Regions from separate parts of the Homo sapiens genome. Here region 1 is linked to region 2. A link is a loop called in an ENCODE intact Hi-C map of the cell type or tissue named here. Cell type or tissue: mammary epithelial cell. All regions are shown on one strand.

Region 1 (2,500 bases), 52 kb before region 2:
TAGTATTTCTGGTGATGGAGACACAGAGCACAAGTGGATCCAGAAGAAGGGGCACATTTAAGGAAAAAAAAAAAAACTAGCTGTATCCAGGTTGTGGATTATAAAATTATGTATAATTTCTGAATCTGAATTATTACTTATTTCATGTATCTAGAATATGAAAAATAAACAAATAATAAATAATGTGCCATGAAAAGGAAGACCAAAACTTTTTTTCTAAAGGTTCCTATAGCTGTTCAATGCTACTTTATTTAATTCCAGCAAAATTCGGCCCTAAAACAAACCACTTCATCTGAAGTGCAGAGTGTCCCTACTGTGTACAAAACACTGCACTAGAAGGGTAATAAGCAACTTCCTGAACATAAAACAAGAGCATGGTGGCTGATGATGTTACCCTCTTAAGAGATCAAAGCCAACTTACAAGATTAATAATATGTAGGAATCAAAATGATGCATATGATAAAAGTGGCCACCTCAGCACTTAGAACAAATGAAATTTATAGCAAGTTCTTAAAAAGAATACAGTGAGTCACATTTTGGCATTAGAAACTTAACATTCTATTCTTTAGAATACCTAAGGAAAAACTGTTTTTTAAATTTTTGCTAAAAGTAATGACTGATAACAGGCAATTCTGCATTTATAAAAGAATATGTTACATGAGGAATTCTGAAATGCAAACTTATAAATCCAAATTCTCATGTGATAGCAAGGCTGGAGGTGACCTCATTCATTCGTTCATTCATTTATTCAATACACATTTATTGACAGACTTTGACCATATGGGTTGGGCATGTAGATTGGACAGCATAAGTGAGAAATGGTATCAGCAATGACCTTAGTGAGTTAAGAAGCCAAGAATAAGTAAAGAGATATGCAATATTTTGATAAGCATCCTCTGGTATACTGTCCAGGAAGAGAACACATTTTCAAGCATTTAGAAACAGGATGAAACAGTAGCATTTACTGCTGAGGCTCTCATATTTTTATTTTTAGGTATCAAATTCATTCACGTATCCAATTTCACAATTAGCTGAATTATTAGGGTGCATTTTAAAAACTCCAAATGAAGACTCTCTATGAGCTTTTCTATCGAATCTGGCAAAGCGAAGTAAAAGACTCTATATTTGCATGAATAGAACAATAATACTTTTCTCCTACATGCCTCCTTGGGAATTCCCCTATCACACCCTTCTCCCTGACATGTGTTCTAACATAAATTCGCCTCTGTAATGCAGTCACAGGTGAATTTGTGTTAGAACACACATTAGGAAGAGGGGCAGTGAGAATTCCTTCACAAAACCAAAAGCTGAACTCTGATAGATACACTGCTCTTTATATTAATATCTCTATCACAGAAACGGCCAAGAGCCCCAGACACTACAAAGTTTTCAGAAGAAATGACATCAGATGTAGCAACAGCTAAAAACACCCTCATGAATCACTAATATAATTAAAATATGAGGCTCTCCATAAAAACTCAAGGAAGGCACATCTCAAAGGCCCAAGAAGTCAGATTAGTGATTCTGCAGAACTATATAAACAACTTTTTTCCAGATAACACATGAGCCCAATATGAACTTCCTTACAGAAGAAGGAAAAGAAAGGTTAAAATAAAGATGCCATGAAATACCCTTCCTTTTCCTAATTCTTCAAAATAAGGGCAATAATCTCTGCCCTTAGAAAATTATAAAAATTATACAATTGTAATAAAAAGTTACAATGCTAAAGTTTTCTCAGGATTTCATCTGGTATCAAAGTTTATAGTCCTTCCTTATCCTTTGTTACAAATCCAACTGTGCAGCAGTGCATAATACAAAAATCTCAGTTATAAGGTGCCAAAATAATAAAGACATGTAGCAATACAGACCCAATGCCCATGGGCTTCTTCATATACTTGTCAGTAACCTCATTCAAAAGCACAATGTTGAAAGTGATACTAAGGGGGAAAAGCACAAAGCCAGGCCTCTTTTAGGCTTATGTTGAAGAAGTAGGCTCATAAACAAATTTTAGGAAGACTAATATCTTTGTCAGTTTGCAAGTAAATTTAAAATATGCATTTCATCATTTATTTATCTAGTTATTGAAAAACTAATTTCTAAATTCCTTTTCCCTGTTCACCTTTGGACCTCTTTGTGACTTGTTAGCGCCTCTACTAGAAGATGTTAAAGAACGAGTAAAACCAAAATAAATGAATAAATAAATATAGTATTGCCACCAACTATGAGAAGGCAAGGTTTCAACAATGACTTGATTTTTTATTATACTGGACTTTCACTTTCCCATGATCTTGCTCTTACTTTTATGTCATTTTAGTCATTTTCATTTGAGCTGGGGTCCATAAAACACAACAGAATTCATAATATATTTTTAAAAATTAAATATTTTATGATATTCCAGTGTCCTCATTTATACACTACTGTTGGCATTAGGCTTTAAAATAATATAGTGGGTAGAATTGTAGTACTTGGTAATATACATTAAAAAATCCATACCCATAGT
Region 2 (2,500 bases):
AGCTTTAAATGAGAGCAGGCAAAATAATCACAAGCAAGTTGGCAGTAGTATTAACACCTTGGTACCAAAGACATATATTTACAAAAAGTTGTCAGATCCATAGACATTATGATAATTTTATTTAATCAGTATTTATTAACATGATTAGGTTCACTCTTTGTCCTTAATTCCCAGCAGGATTTCGGTCTGCCTATCTTTAGGAAGTTCTGCTTTTGTGGTACCAGTAAGTGGTCATGGCTACACTGGGGTGATTAAAACAGAAGCAAAAGAGGAACCATAACCCAATAGTTTCACTTCTTCCTAGTAAATGCCAGTTGTTTTCTTTCATTTGTGAGCCATCTCAGATTCTTCATACCTAATATTTCACTCCTCCTCCCCTCATTCATTAATGTAACTGTACTAAAAGTTCATTACTGAGAGAAGAAAAGATTGGTAACATGTTTCTCTAGAAGTTAATGGAGGGAGGGAGGTTGCAGGGAGGAGAGTGTGGTTGTGGTAGAGAAAATACAAGGCAGAGAAAAGCCCTAGAATAGGAGTCAAGAAACTTGAGTTTCAATCCTTAACATATTACTTAAATTCTGTGAAACTCTGGGCAAGTTAAGTCTTTCTGAGCCCTGGTCTCTTCATATGCCAAAATACAGTAAAGATAATATCTTCCTAAGTATCTATATGAACTATAGAAATGAGAAATATTTTAAAGTTATAAAATAGCATATATTTATATAAGACTAGCTTGTTATTTGTAATAGGAAAGGGACAATAACTCTGCTAACAGATAAATATATGCAAGGAAGGTTAATTTTCTTTTCTTTTCTTCATGACACAGTATCTAAAGATTGGTGGGCCCTTTTTCAAATTTCCCTGCAACATTTAGCCTGGAGAACAGTTACCTACTGAACAAAGATGATATAATTGTGGATACGTAGGAGAGAATAAGAGATAGAAGCTAAATTCTGGCAACTTTATCCTTTATATCCAGAAGCAGCAATCTATTTGCTTCCCATGAATGCTTAGGCAACCTAAAAATTGGAGCATGCACTAATTTTCAAGGTTCCTGGAATAGACAGTCCTGCAACTGAAAAGAAACATAACTGGTCTCTAATCTTACCTATGAATCAATGCATGAGAATGTAGGTAGGCTAGTCCATGCAAGGCTCCATGAGTAATGGCAGCGATCTCCACTTCCTGAAGTGGTTTTTTATGAACTGAGGAAGGAAAAAAAAAAAAGTCAGTAGATGATCAGTTTCATTCCTCATTTTATTATTTTATACAGCTATACCAGACTGGGTTACATACTTTCTCACATGACAATTTGGGAACACATTCACCTAGATCTTCTATAGAAGATAATAAGTGATCAGACAACAGGAAACCCAAGTATATAAACACAAATGACCCTTCAAAACAAAAATAAAACAAAGAAAGCCTGATATTCCTTAAATGATGCATTGTTAATTTACTTATCAGTTGCAAGCCAAGCCACACTGATTCCAATTAACCAGGCCCAAATTAACCAGTCCCTTCCAACATTTCAATGTCTGGAGTGTTCTAGGTTACATTTTCCTCCTCTGCCACAAAGCCATCTTTAATTACCCCTTCAAACTACAGGTTTTCATTATTTGTGAAAGAAGCTAATAAGCAATTTCTATTCAGAGATCAACAGTGATTTAATTTTTTTTTTTTTTTTGAGACAGGGGTCTCACTCTGTTACCCAGGCTGGAGTGCAGTGTTTCAATCAAAGCTCACTGCAGCCTTGAATTCCTGGGCTCAAGTGATCCTCCTGTCTCAGACTCCTAAGTAGCTGGTATTATAGGTGTTAGCCTCTGTGCCTGGCTCAAGATATTTTTTTTAAAGTAAATTTTTAACACAGCCTCTGGTTATAGCAGCATCTGCAGAGAGGAATGGGGTCAGTCAAGATTTCTGAAAGGGTTTAACATCAATATAACGTGAGACTATCTACCTCTCTTTCACATATACCCATGAATATGATGTTTTTGGCTACATGTACCATATCACATTAGCCAAACATTTTGGTAGTACCTGCCCTGGATGGGCCATGAACTAAAACAGCAGGAAGACTGCTAACATCACTCAGACACTTTCAGTGGCATTGAAGAGAGGAAGTGTGCATGGCTTATCCACACCACCCTAAAGCTCAAGCCATCATTCAATTAGACTGCCCAAACTACACTTTAGTATGGCGGTAGATAACATTCTGATCAAAGTAAAACAGAAAGGAGAGTTTAATTCCTTCTTTCTTACCTTCTAATAAATCAGAGGCTGAGCCTAAGCAATATTCCATCACCAACTATAAGAGATTAAAATAATATTCAGAATAATGAAAGTTAATTTAAAAACTGCTGAAACCAACTAAACAACCAATCAAGGAACTAAGAATACTAGGTGAATAAATATTCTGATCTACCCGAACTTGGACTGAATTTTTGTCATCTGGCACTAATTGATTTTTATAATTTTCATCATCTCAGTTTTTATTATT

The links. Peaks named below come from ENCODE experiments on the same cell type or tissue, not always from the same donor. Only the 100,000 strongest peaks of a DNase experiment are listed, where the experiment ranks them.
Region 1: a loop joins it to region 2, with 2.1 times the contacts of the local background. A loop is called at or near these places in 4 of 110 quality-filtered maps.

What each region holds. Positions count from the first base shown.
Region 1 is chr12:118,185,042-118,187,541 of GRCh38, forward strand. All of the region lies in intron 14 of TAOK3 (TAO kinase 3), which reads right to left. Among named protein-coding and RNA genes, the nearest start is that of PEBP1, 50 kb to the left of the region's middle. In mammary epithelial cell, no CTCF peak of the experiment used is centred here; a DNase peak (open chromatin) is centred at 1,190; H3K27ac peaks cover 665 bases.
Region 2 is chr12:118,236,965-118,239,464 of GRCh38, forward strand. It overlaps TAOK3 (TAO kinase 3), which reads right to left. Exons shown (of 21, transcript NM_016281.4): 6 at 2,263-2,308; 7 at 1,109-1,205. Among named protein-coding and RNA genes, the nearest start is that of PEBP1, 100 kb to the left of the region's middle. RefSeq lists enhancers at 347-416, 557-606. In mammary epithelial cell, no CTCF peak of the experiment used is centred here; a DNase peak (open chromatin) is centred at 1,137; H3K27ac peaks cover 1,664 bases.